2 separate regions of the Homo sapiens genome follow, and region 2 is linked to region 1. A link is an interaction called in ENCODE POLR2A ChIA-PET data of the cell type or tissue named here. Cell type or tissue: HepG2. All regions are shown on one strand. Links, peaks and the distances in the headings refer to the core of each region. The heading gives the core; the rest is flanking DNA. Region 1 has its middle 65 kb from the start of WDR75. Region 2 overlaps SLC40A1 (solute carrier family 40 member 1).

Region 1 (11,316 bases), core at 1,485-9,484:
GAGAGCAGCTTTGGCTAGGCTAAAAGTTGTAAATGAGAACAAAACATCTGAGTTTCTTGGCAGTCAGGGCAAAAATAAATCATGTTGGATTATATGTTTCTCATTATCTAATCTAAGGAATTATACTTTTCTATCCAAATGGGTGTTTTGTTTTCCCCAACACTAAAGAAAAAGAAATTCCTGATTTAAAAAACTCATTATATATGAGACACTTAATAATATAGAAGATAACACATTGTATTCATACTTTAAAAAATGCAGAAAAAGTCTTCATATGGCTATTTCTTATGAACAACCCTTTCTAAAATAGAAGATAAAATGTTAAATTACATTTGTGAAAGTGTCTGTGTTAGAGTTAGTAATGGGATTTTAAAAATGTGATCTGATTGCTATGGTGGCAAACTGTTGAGAAGCTGGAGGAATGAGTGCCCTTCTCATGATTTGGATATCTTAGATGAGTTTATGAGCAGAGGAGCAGAGAAGGGAATTCATAACCAAACCTGCTCCTAAAATCATAGGATTATGGATTGTAGGTTAATAGGAGCCCCTCACATAACTACTCTTTGTGTAGAAAGCAAAGTCAGCATTCTGTTGGGCAAATTAAAGAGCCTTTTGCAAACTCCTGCCCAGATGGCAATTCCTACTACATTTTCATAGAAGTGGATTGCCAAAAAAAAAAAAAAAAAGCAGATTTGGAAAAAATTAATGATTGTGGTTTTCATATAGTGAATTGGCTACTGGCATGTTATTTGAAAAGAATATAAAGTATTCATTGACTATCTGAATAAAAAGACTGTTTAAACTATCACTTTCCAGTTCATGTGGTGGGGTAGCCTATTGACACAGCTGTCTTAACCTTTGCATGGCAAAATATTTGCTTAAAAATGAACATTCCTCATCACCATTTTGCTTAGAGGCATATCTAAGCAAAAAATGGTACAGACTGCGGTAAGAATTTGCTTTGTATTCGATTTTATTTGAAACTTTTTATTGAGATAGTCATAGATTCACATGCAATTTAAGAGATAATACAGAGAGACTCCTTTTATACTTTCCCCAGTTTCCCAAATGGTAGCATTTTGCAGAACTGTAGTATAATATCACAACCAGGACATTGACATTAATACAATCCCCTGAACTTATCTGAATGTTCTCAGTTTTAGTTTTACTCGTGTGTGTGTGCGTGTGCATGTAGTTCTATGCAATTTTATCACATGTAGGTACCCTGTATCTACTATTACTGTGTCAGTCTGTTTTCATGCTGCCGATAAAGATATACCTGAGACTGGGCAATTTACAAAAGAAAGACTCACAGTTCCACGTTGTTGGGGAGGCCTCACAATAATGGTGGAAGGCAAGGAGGACCAAGTTACATCTTACGTGGATGGTGGCAGGCAAACTCCCATTTTTTAAAGCCATCAGATGTCATGAGACTTATTCACTCTCATGAGAACAGCACAGGAAAGACCCACCCCATGATTCAGTGATCTCCCACTGGGTCCCTCCTGCAACATGTGGTAATTATGGGAGCTACAAGGTGAGATTTGGGTGGGGACACAAAGCCAAACTGTATTATTCTGCCTCTGGCCCCTCCCAAATCTCATGTCTTCACATTTCAAAACCAATCATGCCTTCCCGACAGTCCCCCAAAGTCTCAACTGATTTCAGCATTAACTCAAAAGTCCACAGTCCAAAGTCTCATCCAAGACACGGCAAGTCCCTTCTGCCTATGAGCCTGTAAAATCAAAAGCAAGTTAGTTACTTCCTAGATACAATGGAGGTACAGTCATTGGGTAAATACAGCCATTCCAAATGGGAGAAATTGGCCAAACAAAGAGACCACAGGCCCCATGCAAGTCCAAAATCCAGCAGGGCAGTCAAATCTTAAAGCTCCAAAATGATCTCCTTTGACTCCATGTCTCATACCCAGGTCACGCTGATGCAAGAGGTGGGTTCCCAGGGTCTTGGTCAGCTGCGCTCCTGTGGCTTTACAAGGTACAGCCTTTCTCCCAGCTGCTTTCACTGGCTGGCTTTGAGGGTCTGCAGCTTTTCCAGATGCATGGTGCAAGCTGTTGGTGGATCTACTATTCTGGGGTCTAGAGGACAGTGGCCCTCTTCTCACAGCTCAACTAGGTGGTGCCATGGTAGGGACTCTGTCTGGGGGCTCTGACCCCACATTTCCCTTCTGCACTGCCCTAGCAGAGGTTCTCCATGAGTGCCCCACCCCTGCAGCAAACTTCTGCCTGGGCATCCAGGCATTTCCATACATCTTCTGAAATCCAGGCGGAGGTTCCCAAACCCCACTTCTTGACTTCTGTGCACTCTCAGGCTCAACACCACGTGGAAGCTGCCAAGGCTTTGGGCTTGTACCCTCTGAAGGCATGGCCTGAGCTCTATGTTGCCCCTTTCAGCCATGGCTGGAGCAGCTGGGACACAGGACACCAAGTCCCTAGGCTGCAGACAGCATGGGGACCCCAGGCCCAGCCCATGAAACCATTTTCTCCTAGGCCTCTAGGACTGCAGTGGGAGGGGCTGCTGTGAAGACCTCTGACATGCCCTGGAGACATTTTCCTCATTGTCTTGGGGGTTAACATTCGACTCCTCTTATGCAAATTTATGCAGCCAGCTTGAATTTCTCCTCAGAAAATGAGTTTTTCTTTTCTATCATATTGTCAGGTGGCAAACTGTCCAAATTTATATGCTCTGCTTCCCTTATAAAACTGAATGCCTTTAACAGCACCCCACTCACCTCTTGAATGCTTTGCTGCTTAGAAATTTCTTCTGCCAGATACCCTAAATCATCTCTCTCAAGTTCAAAGTTCTACACATCTCTAAGGCAGGAGCAAAACGCTGCCAGTCTCCTTGCTAAAACATAACAAGAGTCACCTTTGCTCCAGTTCCCAACAAGTTCCTCATCTCCATCTGAGGCCACCTCAGCCTGGACCTTATCACTTATCAGCTTGATTGTCCATATCACTATCAGGCTTTTGGTCAAAGCCATTCAACAAGTCTCTTGGAAATTCCAAACTTTCCCACATTTTCCTATCTTCTTCCAAGCCCTCCAAACTGTTCCAACCTCTCCCTGTTACCCAGTTACAAAGTTGCTTCCACATTTTCAGGTATCTTTTCAGTAACATCCCCCATCTGGTACCGATCTACTGTATTAGTCCGTTTTCATGCTGCTGATAAAGACATACTCAAGACTGTGCAATTTACAAAAGAAAGAGGTTTAATTGGACTCACAGTTCCATGTGGCTGAGGAGGCCTCACAATCATGGTAGAAGGCAAAGAGGAGCAAGTCATGTCTTATGTGGTTGGTGGCAAGCAAAGGGAGAGCTTGTGTAGGCAAAGTCCCATTTTTTTAAAGCCATCAGATGTCATGAGACTTATTCACTATCATGAGAACAGCACAGGAAAGACCAACCCCATGATTCAATTATCTCCCACTGGATCCCTCCCCATAACATGTGGGAATTATGGAAGCTACAAGATGAGATTTGGGTGGGGACTCAGAGCCAAACCATATCAACTACTGTCAAGATACTGAACAATTCTGTCATCACAAGGATCCCCCTTGTTGCCTTTTTGTAACCACACTCACTTCGCTCTATATATAGACCTTTCATCTGTCCATTTATAAAATCGTCATTTCAAAAAATCACAGTAATTGAATCATATAGTATATAATCTTTCAGATTGGCTTTTTTCATTCAGCACAATTATCTGAATATCCAAGTTGTATCAATAGTTTGTTTCTTTTTATTGCTGGGTAGTATTCCATGGTATGGATGTACCACCATTTGTTTAATCAGTCATCCGTTGAAAGACATCTGGTCTGTTTCAGGTTTTTGGCTATTACAAATAAGGATTGCTATGAACATTCATGTACAGGTTTTGGTATGAACATATGTTTTAATTTCTCTAGGATAAATGCCCAAGAGTGCAATTGCAGGGTTGAATATTAATTGCACGTTAAAATGTATAAGAAACTGCCAAGCTGTTTTCTAGTAAAGTGACCTTCCCACCAGCAAAGTATATGTGATCTAGTTTTTGAACATCCTCATTAACACTTGGTGTTGTCATTATTTTAATTTTAGCCATTCTGTTAGGTATGTAGTGTTATTTCATTTTTAAAAATTTTTTTTGGAGACAGGGGTCTCACTGTCACTTAGGCTGGAATGCAGTGTCACAATCTCAGCTCACTGAAACCTCCGCCTCCAAGGCTCAAGCGATCCTCCTGCTTCAGCCTCCTAAGTAGCTGGATGACAGGCGTGCACTACCACACCTGGCTAATTTTTGTATTTTTTGTAGAGACAGAGTTTTGCCATGTTGCCCAGACTGGTCTCACATGCCTGGACTCAAGTGATCTGCCTGCCTCAGCCTCCCAAAGTTGGGATTACGGGCATGAGCCACTGCATATGATCTCCATTGTGGTTTTAATTTGCATTTCTCTAATGGTTGATGATGTTCAGTATCTTTTCTTCTGCTTACTTGCCATCCATTTATCCTCTTCAGAAAAATATCTGTTCACGTCTTTTGTCCTGGTTTGTATTGTATTTTATTGATTTATTTATACTAGACAGGGGTCTCACTCTGTTCCCAGGCTGGAGTGCAATGGTGCAATCATAGCTCACTGCAGCCTCGACCTCCTGGGCTCAAAGGATCCTCCTTCAGCCTCCCAAGTAGCTGGAATTACAGGGGCTGGATTATAGGCACACATTACCATGCCTGTTTTTGTTGTTGTTGTTGTTTGTTTTTTGTTTTTTGTTTTTTTTTTGGTAGAGACAGGGTTTTGCCATGTTGCCCAGGCTGGTCTCCAACTCCTGTGCTCAAGTGATCCTCCCACCTTGGCCTCCTAGAATGCTGGTATTATAGGCATGAGCCACCGTGCCCAGCCTTTATTTTACAATGTACAATTTTCTGACTTAAGTTATGGATTTTTTCCAAATTGGAAAATATATTAATACCATGTACAAGTTATTTGTCTTGTTTCCTTTCAAAGACAGAAGCCAACACATTCCCCACAGATATAGCCTTCATGTTTGTACTCTAGATTCACTTGAGAGCTCAGCAGCCCAGGAGTAGGGAAATGGCTTCCAGAATACTCTTTAATTTTTTTTTAATTTCATAAAGTATTTGGGATCCTTAGGGATTCTCATTATTTTCATTAACTAGCTAATAAATTAGGTCAGTAATGGAAAATAAATTTACGTTTAGAAAATACATCAGAGTTGCAGAATATACTATACTCCCTACAACAGGTCTGTTCAGCTAGAAGAAACCTCGCAGAAAAGGCCGCAGAGTCTAAGAAGGTGTTGAACCTATGTTTGTAAGCTGGGATCAGCAGGACCTGCAAGACAAGCTCCAATTGTTAACTTCTGACATGCGATTTCTTATCAGTGAGTCATAGTGGAAAGCTGTCAGAGTGACAAGAAGGTCTGCAATCTCATTTTGGTTAACACAGCACAGACTAGCATAACACCAAGGGCTAGAGGCTTGAGGAAGTCTCCCCTCAGTAAGAGAAAGACTGAATCATGGTGACTGAGACAGAGCAAGTAGTGGGGCCCCAAGGGCCCTTACCTGACTAGGTAAGGGGAAAGTTTCCAAGTCATTGAAGACAGAGATGGGTGAGATGGACCCACAAGAGGTGTTAGGAAGCAACAGGACATGGCTGTGCATAGTTGTGAGGAAAGAAGTCTTTGAATGAGAGGGAAGCTCCAGACTTATGTGAAGAAATGTTGCGTCTTTTTTTGTTCTTCCACAACCATACCATTGAAAGCAGCTTTTAGAAACCATAAGCCCTGGTGTGGGGCTTGTTGGTAGTGAGTGAATGAATAACTCACTCATCTTTTAAATTTAATAGTCTATATATATATTCATCTAATCTCCATCCTCCTCCTCAAATACTCTCTAAGGCTATAGTCTAAATAGGACCAACTTTACCCCAAGTAGAAGGGAGAAAGACATTCTAGACCAATAAACTAAGTGACCTGGCTCTTATAATTTGAGGGGTGAATAAAATGTCCCAAATAGTTCCCCACTAGTTTTCTTCTCAGCTGTTATGATCTTTTACTTCTAATTTTCACAACCAATTTTTAAAAACAAGTTGATCCCATTTCCTTAATCCCTGTCAGTCTTTATCTGGCTCTTGTCCCCATCTGTCCCCTGACATAGTTCTTGCTAATGACCTCCACTCACTAAATGCAATGAGCATTTTTCTTCAGTCATGGTCTTATTTGACCACTCAGTAGCATTTTTTTTTCCTGACTCCAAACAAACCCTCTAAAGGTCCCTCTTGCTTTCTTACCACTTCCTTTCAGTCTTATCTTTCTCTACTGAGACCTTAAATTTGAAGGCCCTGAAGACTTATCCCTAAACTCTTGTAATCTATGTCCATAGATACGGGATATCACTCCTACTTCTTTTGACACTATCACATTCTTCATCAAATTAAACTTATCATACTAATCAAACTTCCTGTTATTCACTCCTGCTCCCCATCCCCCAATCCATTGTCCACAGTGTTACTTAAATCAAGTAATCTTATCTTTTTTCTCCCTTAAATCCTATAATGAAGACCCATTTCTCTTAGATAAAGACGGCCCCTGCTGGCCTCTGCTGCAGCCACCAGGCTTGGGCTCCAACAACACATTCACCTTCCAGGTCCTTTTGTCTCAAGGCCTTTTAGAAGGCATTTCCCCCTGCCTGGAATATTTCTGCTCCTCTCCCCAAATCTAGTTGTTGTCTAATCATTCTTTATATTTTAGTTCAAATGTGACTTCCTCTGGAAACCACAGTGACAACATCAAAAAATAGATTAAGTCCAACTCTCACACTATTCAGAACTTCTGAACTCTGTCTTTAAAGGCTTTTTCCTGTTTTTAGGTATCTGAGTGGTTATTTGATAAATGTGTGTCTCCTGTACTAGACGCTAAGCTCCAGAAGGGCAGGTGCCTTGGCTTTTTGTGCTCACTATATCTCCAGAACCCAGCACAGAGAGTGAGTGAGGAAGCCAACTAATAACAAGAAGCCTGAACTTTGTCTCCTCAGCCTGCAGGTGTCCATGGAGTGCGTCTTCCACAGCCAGAGGGCACGGGGTCCTGGAGTGGGTCCACCAGCCTTGGGAGCAAGCATGGCTTGTGAGGGCTTCATACTTAATTGTGCCAAGTTCAGTTTCTGGTGCTCTTCTTTTCTGATTATTATTATTATTATATTATTATTTTTTGACACCAAGTCTCACTCTGTTGCTCAGGCTGGAGTGCAGTGGCACGATCTCGGCTCGCTTCAACGTCTGCCCCCCGGGTTCAAGAGATTCTCGTGCCTCAACCTCCCGATTAGCTGGGACTACAGGCGTCAGCCACCACGCCCAGCTAATTTTTGTATTTTTAGTAGAGACGGGGTCTTGCCATGTTGGCCAGGCTGGTCTTGAACTCCTGACCTGAGGCAATCCAACTGCCTCGGCCTCCCAAAGTGCTGGGATTACAGGCGTGAGCCAACACGCCCAGCCTTCTTTTCCGATTATTTAAATAATCCCTAAAACCTGTACAGCCAGATTTTAGTATTAAAATGTCGTTAAGTAACATTCATAGATAATTTTATAATTTACAAAGCATATACATTTCCATTATGTAATTTGAATCCCCAAACACTCTCTGAAGTAATCTATTTTTCTTTAATTGACAGCTGTGGAAAATGAGGCTTAGAAGGATTAAGTGACTAACCCGACGTCTCCTAGCTAATAAGGGACTGAGCAGGGCCTTCATCCCAGGTGTTGCAACACCAAGTTTTGTCTTTCCACGGCCAATAATTGCTCTTCACTTGGTTAAAAATACCCCTAGAAAAATACAGCTTCTCATCAAAGCTACTTATGCAGCGTGTGTCATGGCATTATATATAGGTCTTCTAATTTTAGGGGTGCCTCCATCTGCATTAGCTTTTTTTTTATATATATAATGGAGGTGAGATGGTTGATTTATACAGTTATCTTTGTGAAATGACCATATATCTTTTTTGTTTTAATTAAAGTTCAGGGGAATTGTTAACCAGGTTTAAAAAACAATAGGGAAATCCTCAAATTGATGGAAAGATGGCTAATACCTATTATTTCAATCATTACTTTTTAAGTATACCAAGTCATATATTATTTCAGGTAATAATCCAAAATATAAACCAATTATTTAGTTGAGAAGTCTTTATAACAGCTGATTAGGCATTCTGAACTGGGTAAAACTTTGTTTTCCAGTATAAAGAAAAGAAGAACATATGTCAATCATTCAGGTTTACAGTTGCAGCTTGGTCTTTTATGGCTGGTCATTTAGTTGCACAAAAACCATCTTGTTTGGTTGTCTATTTCAGAATTCAAGGTTTGAATTCAACTAATCTGAATAGCAGATTAGTTGCCTCAGAGGAACTAAGAAAAATAATTGCAGCACAGAAAATGAGTCTCTTTGATTTGTGCCTACTTTGATTTTTTTCAAGAATGTCTTCTCCTTAAGGCAAGCTTTATGGTGGCAGTAAAAGTCTAGTTCTAGGCTACAGAAATATTTATTTGAAGGTCACCTGTAAACTTAAGTCATGGTTTAGTGCCAATAATGTTAATGTAATTAACACATTCTCTGCAAGGTCTCAAGAAAGCAAGAGGTTAAAAGGAGTTTGTTTAATATACTTGGTAAGCGCAGCCAATTAGGCAAACATCATTGATTGTAAGATTTACCTCTAATATGAAAACAGTTTCTTTACTTTTTTTGGGCCATGGCACATTTAGAAAGCAGTAAGCAGGACCGGCGTGGTGGCTCACGCCTGTAATCCCGGCGCTTTGGGAGGCAGAGGCGGGCGGATTACGAGGTCAGGAGATGGAGACCATCCTGGCTAACACCGTGAAACCCCGTCTCTACTAAAAATACAAAAAAATTAGCCGAGTGTAGTGGCGCGTGCCTGCAATCCCAACTACTCGGGAGGCTGAGGCAGAATCTCTTGCACCCGGGAGGCGGAGGTTGCAGTGAGCCGAGACCACTGCACTCCAGCCTGGAAGACAGAGCGAGACTCCGTCTCAAAAAAAGAAAGCCGTAAGCAGATGATGGGCCTGAGGAGTCTGGTAGTGCCAGGCCCCACCAGGTCTCCCTGAAGGAAGAGGGAATTAATAAAAACAAATGAACAGACAAACAAAAACATGCCCCCGCCACCCCCTGCCAGCTTAAGGGGAAAGTGCATTTTAGGATAGAGGAAGTCTGGTAGCTAATTCTGTGTTACCAATTATTTTCTTGTTTACATTATTCAGACTGAATCACTGGAGGAAGGCACTTCAAAGAGACTTTGTTTACCAAATATGTCAATTCAGAGAGTTTCAGGCCTCTGAGCTTCAAAACTGCTTGCCAAACACCTCATGACAGTGCGCAGCTAAACATTTTAAAATGTAAAGTTTTAGATAATGGGTAATTACTAGCAACTAGACATTTTCTTTTAAAAAGTTTCCCAAACATTTTAGATTCTTTCTTAAATATGAATAGAGGAAGAATTAAGCAAAAACTTTTGTATCTGGCATATTTTTTAAAACAATAATATACTTCTTAAATATTCCTATTAAATACTGTAATTTCAGATGGTTGGCTTGAAAATAGACTCATAAAATGGAAAATATAAGTTAATTCATTTGTGCTATAATGGGATCATGAAATCTATAACATTTATAATCAGACTAAAATTTACTGTTAACAAATTATATGGGTTTAATTTGCTATGCTGAAAAAAAATTCATCTCGTGTTTTGTCACCTGACCAAATTGGAGTGCGTTATTAAAAAGCTAACCTGTTAAACTCATGCTGAAGGACTGACTCTCCCAGATGTTGGTGGAGAATAATGAAGACTGTATGACTGGCATTGGCTCATTCAAAAGTTTAAATGTTTTGAAACTGTTATGATGAAAGTTTTTTTCTAGTCTCAATGTGGGATAAAATGTTGTATTACTAAAAGTCAATTAGCTAAAACTTAGAAAGTTTTTGTGAATAGCTACAGTTGGGAAAATCATAAGAAAATAAATGTGATTTTAATTCATGTTTATCCTAGAAAAATCATTAGTCTGTTTTCTGTAAATTCCTTCTAAATTATCTCTTGCCTAAAATCATCTTATACTATAGCCAGTGGTTGAGAGAAATCATGCCCTTGAATGAAATTTCTAAACTATCTTTCATTGTTTGGATGGAAGAAAGTGTTAATAGAATTTATATTAAAACGAGTCACTATTTTAAAAAACCACAATGCACTTGGTGTATACCAACTGGTCAAAACATCAAGTTAGATCTCTTTTGATTATTGTTGAATTACTATAAAGTCAAACTTTTTCAAACAAATATTATTTTTGTCATTTTCCTCCTAATTGAAAAATGATCAAACATTAGACAAATATATATTAAAGTGAGTTAAGCAGAGCTGAACGAGGTTTTTTTCTTACTCTATAATTGATACAGCTTGTCATTGTTAGATCCATTTTTAGATCCCTAGAAATAGATTCTTACTATGATGGAAATCACATGGTTGGGGTGCAAGTTTCCTGTTACATCTTCAAGGATATGAAGATAGTGTGTGGTTTTACATAGGATACAAGGTAGGAAGAATACGACTGATTCTGTTTGATGGTAATACAAGGTCTTCCCTGGCAGAAAGATATACTGAAGTGTGCAGTAATTTTAAGAAGTGTATAGTACCTTTTGTCTCAGAATAAGCTTGTGGGATCTAAGCTTGGGCATTCTTAAATGCTTCCATGGTGGGGACAAAAAAAAACCATCCTCAAAGATCTTAGCCTCTTTTGCACCTGTTTTTCTAGCAAAGAACTTATACTTATTACTTCTGCTACTGCATATTTATTAGCTGTATTTCATTACACAATGTGTCCTGAATTCAGCTAAGAAAACTTCCTCTAATTGTATAATGTGAAAACTCTTTCCCTTTCTATAGCACGTACCTTCTATTTTCACCCCTCAGCCTAAACAGGTTTGACTTTTCTAGGGACATATTTTTTTCTCAGGTGACTATATTTGATGTGTGCTAAAGTTTTATGGGAATCGTGGGTAACTATTATGGCCGGTAAGTATTCAGAAAGACCCTTTGGCTTCCCTGAAATCCCAGGTGTAGACCTTGCCTCTTGGACTGAGAAACTTTGTAGTGAGTCAGAGGAACAGGTAATTGCATTTAATCTTATGTAAAGCAGCCACCAGGAAACATTTGCTATTTATTCCATAATCTATCCTCCCTATTTCCCCATCACTCCGTATTTTATTCATATGGCAAGGGTCATCTGAGAGTGAAAACACTGGCAGCAAT
Region 2 (11,316 bases), core at 994-8,993, 49 kb before region 1:
AACACACTCAGGTAGAATATTTTTATTTTTACTGTTTTATACCCAGAAGTTATTTCTACATTGTTCTACAGCAAGAATATTCATAAAAGTATCCCTTTCAAATGCCTTTGAGAAGAATAGAAGAAAAAAAGTTTGTATATATTTTAAAAAATTGTTTTAAAAGTCAGTTTGCAACATGTCTGTACCAAGATGGTACTTTGCCTTAACCGTTTATATGCACTTTCATGGAGACTGCAATACGTTGCTATGAGCACTTTCTTTATCCTTGGAGTTTAATCCTTTGCTTCATCTTTCTACAGTATGACATAATGATTTGCTATGTTGTAAAATCTTTGTAAAAAATTTCTATATAAAAATATTTTGAAAATCTTAATTTTTCCTGAATTCTGTTCCCCAATTATTTAACAAGGCTTTTGTTACAGAACATCTGTTTTGGGTAACTTGTTTTTCTCTATAAAGGGCTACAGTGTCATGATTTTTAGTGTTATCTCCCTGTTCATATTTCTAGTTTATGGTGGACTGGATAAAAGTGTAGTAGACATGAGGCCCAGCACTCTTTCTTTGACTTTGAATATGTCACACTAAGCACTTTTAAGTTCTCACTTCTATTTTCCCTTCTGTAAATTGGAAATGATAGTAAAAACAACCCTACCTACCTTTCAACTTTCCTGGTTGAATGAAATAAGAGAAGCCATGTGGAATTACTTAGTGAACTACAAGACAAGGCAGCATTTTTACTAGAGGTTGGACCTTAGTAATGACGGGGAGCTGAGGAGAGATGTCTGCTGCCTCTAGAGAGAGTAGAGCCACATTCTGCATAAAGGAAACATTTATTGGGGACTTGATCTAAACTGTTATCAGTCCTAGGGATTCAGACTGGACTCAGACATAGTTGATCAGAGCCTCCTTTCCTTTCTCCTAAAATTGAGAACTTGAGAGCATTTGGCATCGCCCTGCAGCTACTGATCTGTTCATGATGTTTGTGCAAACTAGATGCCTCTGTTAGGTTTGGCTGCTGTCTTGAACTGGCTCTCTGCTCCCTCCCACAGGGGTCAAGGCTGGGATTGAAGATCTGTCCTGAATGTTTGCAGCTGTAACTGAAGGCCTATGACCTTGAAAAATGAACAGAACCACATTAGCAAGGGGAGGCCTCAGCTCTTAATATGGGCATTTTGCCATTCTGTGCATCTAGTGAGAGAGGCCCTGTGTAGGAAGAAGAAGCATGGAGTTGAAGAGTTAATAGGAATTTTTACAGCTGTTGCTCTTACCTTTGCAGACTACTGCTCAGAGCAGGAAGAGGAAGGAAGTGGAAAAGAATCACTGCTGGTCTGGACAGCCTTTGTTGTTTACTTCCTCAGACCACAGAAGTAGGGCAGGGGTAGGTGACCTGTGTGGCTGTGTTATGGGGGTGCTTCTAAATATGGGGTCAAACTCAAATAACTGCAGAGCCAATTAGGTCATTAAAATGAATGAAGTAGATTTGAAATAGGAAAATACTCGTTTTATATGTAATTGCATTTTACCGAAGTATTTAATTTTGTTCCCACTTAAAAACAAATTCATTACATTTTTTTTCCTGCTTTTCTCTGTTGCAGGCTTCTTACAGTTATTAAGTTGGTTCTTTCAGCATACACACCCTTTGTTTGCATATTAAACATAGGTAAATCATCTTCATTTCTATAAAGAAATATCCCCCTTTTTTGGAAAATCTGGCTTGATTTTTTTTTTTTCCTTTTTCCCTACCCTTTAAGAAAATAAAAGTGTAAATAAGAAATTACTTTACTGTTTCCCATAAGACAAAAGACAGTACAAGAGGCATGCTAAATGACACATGGCCTTGGCAGTCCTACTGGAGTGGTAATAGGGTACACCCAGGTTAACGGGTCAGCTGTAAGCACTCCCCATTGCCATGCTGGAATGTGGGTCCTGTGTTGTCAGATCTTTTGATCTTCAAAGAGGAGCTGGGGATTCTGGAATCTCCAGATTCTTTTTTGTTTGTTTGTTTGTTTGTTTGTTGTTTTTGAGACAGAGTCTCACTCTGTCACCCAGGGTGGAGTGCAGTGGCATGATCTGGGCTCACTGCAACCTCCGCCTCCTGGGTTCAAGCAATTCTTGTGCCTCAGCCTCCCGAGTAGCTGGGGCTATAGGCCCCCACCACCACACCCAGCTAATTTTTGTATTTTTAGTAGAGAAGGGGTTTCACCATGTTGGCCTGGCTTGTCTCGAACTCCTGACGTCAGTTGATCTGACTGCCTTGGCCTCCCAAAGTGCTGGATTACTAGCGTGAGCCACTGCCTCTGGCCTGGGATCTCCAAATTCTTAAATATTGACAACTTATTTGAAAGTGCTAAAAATACTTTGCTAGCCAAACAAAATACATGCCATTTTAAAAGCTTTTCTCTCAGGGGATTGTTTGTGAGCAAGGAGATAGAATTTAATTAAAGCTACTAAGTGTAGGAAGAGAGCAGAATGAATGGACAAGAACTGCAAAGTAAGGAGAACAAGAAAGAACTGGGCAGACATTTGTGGTAAAGAGTATTAAGCTATTAGGCATCCTTTATTGGAGGTTCCTTTAGGTCAAATGATCTATGTATTTATTACTTGCCATACTGATGTAAGTACGAATTCTACCACATAGTTCCTTTAGTCCATGTGTTTGCACTATTGGGCTATAGGATAATGACGTTTAAAAAAAATTAAAAAGCTTTCAAGTTGCCAGAATCATAAAGATGGTGCACTCCTGTTTTGAAAAAGAAAAAAGCACCAAATTTTAAAGAATGAACGTCCACTTCTCCCATCCCACTCCCTGAATCCTCAGAAGTACCCACTGTGAACAGCTTAGGGTTTGTTCTTATAATTTGTTTTTACTGAAGTTTTGAAAACAAATCTTTTTATATCATCATTCGGTTTCCTTATCTCTGTCTGCTGACTATTATTATGTATTTTTTCCCCACATTCTAAGGAAGGTTAAAATAAAAGTCACGTTTGCATTAAGACTGTTGATATAGAAATTTAAAACTTTAATAGAACAGAGGAAAATAGATACACAACTTATCTAGTCTAATATTAATATTTATTGTGATTAAAAATAAATTTAGTCCACAATTCCTTTCAGCCAAGACAAAAGATCACTGAGTTTTACTTTTCTCTCTCAAATGATACTTCAAACTCTATGATGTCAGTTAAGTATTGCTCCTTCTTTTTATAATGTTGTCTTCCTCTTGATCCACCTTCCAGAAAAATCTTTGCTATCGGGAAATTTTTCTTTTATAGGACAGCAATTCAAGAATAGAGTTGAAAAGTTAGAAGAACCTTGTGACAACACATACAGAATTAGCACAAGTCTGAACTGGCTACACTTAGTCACACTTTAAAAGTTAAATGACTTTTTTTCCTTATAAGGAGGCTTGTTTTCAAGTCCAAAAGGGAGTAAGTATTTTATCTAAAGAATGGACAAATGGAAGATCAAAGTACAACACAAGTAAGTGCTTTATTTTTTTTTTCATGTTCTTTACCCTGGCCTCTATGTAGGTTAGTATATATTTTTCTATTTGAACATTTTCCTTATTGCATTTTGCTGGGAGAAAAGTGCACTGCAAAGTTTTTGAAGTAAATATGTTCAAAATCAACTTGGTGGTTGTCCTAAACTAATGTATACAATTGTAATGATGATAATACAGAAGTTAATCTAATTAAATAGATTGAAGATGTAAGAGAATAGATATATTTTATGGTAACTAAAACACTTCAAAAGAAATCCATGTTTTGAAGAACTATGTTATAAAGACCTTATAATAAGTGATCTCAAGCAGGACATGGGCACATATTAAGTCCTATCTAAAGTAATATTTGAGCTTAATGTGAAGATAATTAAAAGAATGCCAATGATAGATTTAATATTTTATTTAATACTATGTATTAACTAAATAGATACATATCTTCTTACCTATTAAATCCCAGGTATTTAAGTAAAGACACTCCAGTGGAAAGGAATTAACATTTGAACATCCATTATTTGTCAACACTTTATTCATTTAGTCCTCACCATAACTCAGTGAAAAAGATATTGTCTGTGCTTTATAGTTGTGGAAACAGTTTTAGAATAAATATCATGTACTTGTGCAGCTAGTAAGTAGCAGAACAGAATCTAAAATGATTTCTGTCTGTGTCCAAAGGCTTTCTCTCCTCCATATCCCATAACCCTGGCATGAGCTTTGTCTAATGAGAAGTGCCAGAAAATCCTTAATATCCTAAGGGGCCTATTTGTTTATGGCAAATGAGGATTTCTAGGGTGGAATCATCACCAGATCAAAGACACATTTCTGGCATAAAAAAGTATTAATAGGGCCGCGGTGGCTCACGCCAGTAGTCCCAGCACTTTGGGAGGCCGAGGGGGGCGGATCACGAGGTCAGGAGTTCGAGACAAGCCTGGTCAATATGGTGAAACCCCGTCTCTACTAAAAAATACAAAAATTAGCTGGGCGTGGTGGCATGTGCCTGTAGTCCCAGCTGCTCAGGAGGCTGAGGTAGGAGAATCTCTTGAACCTGGGAGTCGGAGGTTGCAGTGAGCCGAGATCATGCCACTGCACTCCAGCCTGGGTGACAGAGTGAGACTCTGTCTCAAAAAAAAAAAAAAAGTATTAATAGATGAGTGAGTACTGATACATAAGCCCTAGTACAAAAGGCTGTAACACAGGTACAAGCCATTCTTTCCGGAGTAGCTTAGATTGACAGATAAGGAGAACCAGTGAGGAAAGTTGGCAGAAGGATCTATAAAAAACAGCTGCTCCTGTCACCCATGCAGAATACATTTGCAGTGAAACTGACATGGTGACATTTGCAAGTGAATGGCTGAAGCAAGTTAACAGTTAGGATGGGGGTAGTACTCTTGGTGAAGGTATGCCCCACCACAACCCCTGCCCAGAGCACACCCTCCTGTTCTGATATTGGGAGTGGAACCCTGATTTACTTTTGCGCTCTCTGCCCATGTATCTTAAAGAAGTCTACCCAATGACATGACTTGCCCACTAGCACAGAAATCCTTCCAGTCGGTGTGATATCTGTTAAGAAAAACCCCACTTAACAACAGAGGAAATCCACACGAGCTACTTGAATTCATCAATCTAGTCTTTCTCTCATGAGTTTGTGCAGATAACCACTGATGGCCAGATATCTGGGGAAAACCAGCAGCATCAGATAGGGCTAAGATGAAAAAAGAAAGTCATAGACCAACAAAAACAGGTTATTTAGGGAAGAAAAATTTTAAAAAATTCTAGTTAATGTCCTCAGAGATTGATGAAAGAATGGTATCTATAAAGAAAGTACACGGTTTTATGCAAAAAGAGAACAAGAGGAAATTAAAAATATGATTGCCCCTCCCTCCCTCCATTCAATAAAAGGCTAGGTTTAAAAGTAGAGCAAACAGACAAAGTAACTATGAGAGAAAAAAAGTGAGAGATCATAAAGATTAATCTAGGATGTCAAATACCTTTCTATTGAGAAATCAAGTAAGAGAGAGCAGATAAACAGAGGAGCTGAACGGGGGGTGGGGAGCATAGGAGGAGAAGCTGGACTACCTTAATGCAATGATGAAGCGTTTATATGTTTCTTGTGTAATCTGGAAAAAAAGCAACAAGAAACTTTAGGAAAAACACAAAAACTTGTACAAGAAAGTCATGTTCCAGACATGAAACAAAGTAAACTGTTTCATATGGCATGATGCTGAGGAATTACTGGAGTAAAAGAAAAGAAAATTAAGTTTACTTTGATTTTTTTTTTTTTTTTTTTTTTTTTTTTAAGAAAAGGTCTCACTCTGGCTCAGGCTGGAGTGCAGTGGCACGATCTCGGCTCACTGCAGCCTCCAGATTCTCAGTTCAAGAGATTCTCCTCCCTCAGTCTCCCGAGTGGCTGGGATTACAGGCATGCACCACCATGTCTGGCTAGTTTTTTTGTATTTTTAATAGAGACAGGGTTTCACCATGCAGGCCAGGCTGGTCTTGAACTCCTGGCCTCAAGTGATCCACCCACCTCAGCCTCCCAAAGTGCTGGGATTACAGGCATGAGCTACTGTGCCTGGATACTTTGATTCTTAAATCATTTCCTTTGAGTGGCAAAGTTTTCCTTACATAGGATTACATTTCTTTCTCCTGAGGTTTAATCATAATACTTGATTTTGCAGTGAATAATATCAACATAATAATAATGTTCTATATGCTATTCCTTTCTAACTTTTAGAATCAACCAGTAAACAAAGCTTAGAAGACTTAACAAAATAAGGACAAGACTTTATAAAACAAAACTTTATTAAAAAAACAAGACTTTATTTTAAAAACCAAGACTTTATTTAAAAACAAGGCTTTATTTTAAAAGCCTTTATATAAACAAGACTTTGCCAGGTATGGTGGCTTATGCCTACTGTAATCCCAACTACATGGAAGGCTGAGGTGGGAGGATTGCTTGAGGCCAGGGGTTCATGACCAGTCTGGGAAACATAGGAGACTCAGTCTCTGAAGAAATAAAAAATTAAAAAAAAAATATGCTGTGCATGGTGATACGCACCTGTAGTCCCAACTACTCAGAAAGATCACTTGAGCCCGGAATTTGAGGCTATAGTGAGCTACGATGCACCACTTGCACCCTATCCTGGGCAACAGAGGGAGATATTGTCTCTAAAACAAACGAACAAACAACCCACAAGATTTTATATTAAAAAACCAAAAAAACCCAAGACTTCATAAAACAAAGATAGGGTATACTGTAAATGTTATAAATACCAGTAATTTAAAAGTCAGGTATAGTTAACAAAACCTGGGAGTTACAGGTGAGAAGAAGTGAAGGATAGTGGAGCATTCATACGTTCTCACTTTGTGGAGAGGAAATTGAGATACTTCCTAAAATTAATGAAAAAATAAAGAGAATTTAAGCCTATTATTTGAAATCATGAAAGATAACTAATAAAAAGTTATACAGTAACCAATAAAACCTGAGAGAATGGTCAGGGAGTAAGCAACAAGTGAGATGAATCACTTATCTTTCACAGTGGGTCATTGTTTTAGGTTGCTTAGAGCTACATTAGTAGTATTGAGAATTAGATGTAGCTGGTTTAACAGCAGTCACTTTAGTAGGTCCTAATCCTTACCTAAATCTTTTATCTATACGTTTACTAACAAGCTCATTCTTCTCAAATACATATCTTAATGAGCCCAGTGGTTGACTTAATGGGAGAACAACTTATACCATTCATTTGGAAACACAGGTTTAGGAAGATATAAGCAGACTTTTTCAAAAGTCTATTATTGTGATGTGTTAATAGTCATTAAATTGACTGTAAGACTGCCCTCTTTTAAAAGTGAAATATGTATTTGTGTAAAGAAGAAGGAAAAGACTGTATGATCTTAGAACTAAGTTAATTGAAGTATAATATAAATATATGTCAAAATGTGTTATAAATTATGTTATACTGTTTTCTTCATGTGCAAATGTGTTGACTGTGGCTTGTAGGTTATTTGCATCTGATACTTTTTTTTCACTCTTCTCAGTTCTAATCGTCCTTTGTTTTTCTCTCTTTCCTGGCAGCATATCATTCATATTCTCAGATGTTTTGCAGTTCTTAAAACTCTTAGATCTTTGATTTTAAGCAAACAAATGCTTAGCAATGCATACAGGTCTTATAAACAGTTTTATGCAATATGTTATGTTCAAAATGGTGACACATGTTTAACATAACACATTGTAGAAATTCCAAGTTTAACTTCCAAAGATCAAACAAATACTCAGACATGAATCAACCTGTCAGTGTCAACGTTTATAAAATAAGAGTCACAGTTTTCACGTGCTTATTAAAAACTGGTGTTTTCATTGGCTGGAGGAGTGTGTGAAAATCACACCCTTCTAAACACAGGGAAACAAACTAATGATGAGATAACTACTTGAAGACCTAAGGATGGAAATAATGCCAAGTGCTTATCTCTGGTTAGTCTAACAATGGGTAAAGCTGTAACTTCATTTAATACCAGTATGTCTTTGAATTGTTAAAAGCAGTAATAGAATCATCAACACCACAAAACCAACACCATCCCTTAAAATATGGTTATGAATATATTAACAGTTTGGATAGGGAGTTTAGGTCTTTCAGCTTTTAAATAATTTCAGTTAGGGGGTTCCTTTTAACCCTTTGGGTAGGTAACATACTGGGTACCCCAATATGTTACCTACTCCCCTCTTCCATGTATTTTGTATTTTACGTTACTAAATAATAATAGTTACAAGTTAGAGACCGTTTCTATCCACAGTTCATATCTGTAACTATGGTCCAAAAGTGCTAACCCCAGAATAAAATGAGTGATCTGGCTAAAGGAAAACATCACATGGTGAACTGATAAGAGGAGCTTATTGTGAAAGTCTCTGAATATAGCGTAGTGCCAAAACATTGTTTTTCAATGTCAAAATAGAGTTCACTGGAAAATTTGGAGCTGAATTGAGGCATACTTAAAATAGAGCCCTCGAGCAAACGCTCTTAGCTATTCCTCATCGCCAGTCATTCCTGTTGCTGGGTGAATTATTCTCATTTCTAATTTGCAGATACAGGAAGTGAGAGTTTCAGAAAAGTAGACATATTCCCAGTATCAAGTTAGTGTCAGTAGCAAGCAAGACTTAAACAGCAGTACTTCCAATAAGAATTCTGAAGGATGTTAATTTAGTGGGACCTTGAACCTTGCTTAAAGGTAGATCCATATAAATAGGTCATTACTTTGTATTTCCCCACAATTTATCTAGCTTATGAAAACTACTGGGGAAAAATACACATCTTAATCTCATAAAACTCACACCTACTCCCTCCTACAATATATAATTTTAGGGGAGGCTAGTTTGAATTCCCAAATAGGTTGAGTCATTGGTGCCTGCTATGTGTCAGTCACTGAGCTCAGCACAGGAAAAACAAAATAATAGGATATCAGATGTATTTACTGATGTTTTGTAAGGAAAGGCAAAGCATACAAATAAATATCTTTATATTGTGATGTGGAAGGGCTGTGGTGATGTGTATAGGCTGCTATGGGAGGTTAGAGGGCAATGTCCAGACCAACCTGGAGTAAGAGAAGGCTTCCTGAGAAGACATGCTTCAGTTGTGTCTGTTCTGTTTGGGTAGTGGTTTTTTTTGTTTTTTTTTTTTTTTTGCTCATTCAAGAATTCCAAATAATCATGAAAATATAAACAAGAGAGTAAAACTCACCCAAAATCTCTTCACGAAGATCATTGCCGTTGACATTTTAGTGAATAACCTTTCCAGGCATGCATGTACATGTGTTTGCATACCCATAATTTTATAAAAATGTTGCCATACTTCACATGTTATTCAGTATCTTGATAATTTTTCATTCAACAATATAACCTGGATATCATTGCAGAGCAATACGTTTAAAATCATGTTACAATTTTTCGTGGCCATATAGTATTTTATCATACTTTATGCCTTTGTTTAGCCAGAGGACAATTAGGTTGTTTTCTGTTTTTCTGCTGTTTTAGATAATGCTATAATTAACATCACTGTGTTTACAGCTTTGGGTACTTGAGCAATGATTTCCACAGACAGGTCCCTGGAAAACTTGCTAGATCATAAGTTATACACATTTGAAATTTTGATTCATAAATGCCAAAATTCTCTCCAGAAAAGTTGTGCCAATTCGAATCACCATTTTCCTACACCTTTGTCAACATCAGATTTTGTCAATCTATTATATGTTTGCCAATCTGATAAAGAATTTTTATTTGAATGTGCATTTCTTTAATCAACAGTAAGGTTAAACTTTTCAATTTCTTGCCTATTTTTCTGATTTTTATGAATTATACATGTTTTTCATAGGCATGTTTATCATCATCTGATTGGTAAAAGATCTTTGTATGCTGGGGATGTTAATGTTAGTCTGTCGTATGCACTATGGCTATTTCACCTCTTTGCTTATTTGACTTTAATTTTGGTTTAAAAATATTTATGAATTGGGTCTATCAGTCTTCTCTATTTTGATTTCGAGTTTTGGGTGGGCTGTAAAAAGGTCTTTCCACATAGAGTTTTTTTTTTAAAAAACTCATATTTTTCCCTGGTACTTTTACAGTTTTATTTAAATAAAATTAAGCCATCTAGAATTAGCTGTGATATAAGAAATAAAGTGGGGTTCATATTAGTTACCTATGTCGAATAATCTTTTCCCTTGCTGATATAAAATGCTGTATAGTAATTAATAGGTGCTGGAGTTAGGCTGCCTGGATCAAATACTGGCTCCATTACTTACTAACTGGATGAATCTGTTTTCTCATTTATAAAACAGGAATAAAAATTCTATGTATCTCTTGGAGTTGTTTCCAGGATTCATACATTAGTGTATGTAAAGGGCTTAGAAATAATATATGACATATAATAAGAGCCCACTAAATAGCTGTTATGGGATACCAAATTCACATGTATATGTGGTACTATTTCTAGACCTTATTGTTGCACTCACTGGAGTCTAGAAATTCATGGGTCAGTACCAGTTCTACCTTTATAACATGCATGGACAAGTTCTCATTCTTTTTCAAAATTTTCCTCATTCTTTTAGCATATTTATTTGTTTATTTATTTAGAGATGGAGTCCCACTCTGTAGCCCAGGCTGGAGGGCAGTGGTGCAATCTCGGCTCACCGCAAACTCTGCCTCCTGGGTTCAAGCGATTCTCCTGTCTCAGCCTCCCGAGTAGCTGGGATTACAGTCACCCATCACAAAACCTGGCTAATTTTTGTATTTTTAGTAGAGACGGGGTTTCACCATGTTGGCCAGTCTGGTCTCGAACTCCTGACCTCAGGTGATCCGCCTGCCTCGGCCTCCTAAAGTGCTGGGATTACAGGCTGGAGCCACCACGCCCGGCCAGCATTTTTATTTTTCTATATGAACATTAGAATCATTTTGTCAATTCTTAACGAGCTCATTGAGATTTTGATTGGCAATACAGAGAATGTTATTTGGAAAAGTTGACTTCAAACCTTTTAATTTTTCTTTCCATTAAATAGCGTGTCTTCCATTTATTCAAATCTTTGTGTTACTTTATGGTTTTATTTATATGGGTCTTCATTTCTTAATACTGAATATTCTGAGCTAAGTCTTGAAGGATGAACTGGAATCAGCAAAATAGAGGGAAAAAATCGTTTAGTGGCCTCTCTTTAGTTGCCAGAAGTCATAGTTATACTTGGAACACTCCTACTTTTAGAAATAACATTCTTTAGTCAGTCCACATGAGATACAACCAGTGAACTAAACTGGAAAAAAAAAAAAGATGTGGTCTTT

The links. ChIA-PET counts read pairs that join two places held together with the same protein. Peaks named below come from ENCODE experiments on the same cell type or tissue, not always from the same donor. Only the 100,000 strongest peaks of a DNase experiment are listed, where the experiment ranks them.
Region 2: POLR2A ChIA-PET joins it to region 1 with 10 read pairs; 3 of 35 experiments call an interaction of 5 or more read pairs at or near these places.

The regions. Positions count from the first base shown.
Region 1 is chr2:189,500,892-189,512,207 of GRCh38, reverse strand. No RefSeq gene overlaps it. Among named protein-coding and RNA genes, the nearest start is that of WDR75, 65 kb to the right of the region's middle. In HepG2, for the core only: no CTCF peak of the experiment used is centred there; DNase peaks (open chromatin) are centred at 1,747 and 5,407.
Region 2 is chr2:189,549,647-189,560,962 of GRCh38, reverse strand. SLC40A1 (solute carrier family 40 member 1) reads left to right here. Exons shown (of 8, transcript NM_014585.6): 8 at 1-373. Among named protein-coding and RNA genes, the nearest start is that of SLC40A1, 25 kb to the left of the region's middle. In HepG2, for the core only: no CTCF peak of the experiment used is centred there; DNase peaks (open chromatin) are centred at 5,532, 7,042, 7,722, 8,412 and 1 weaker place.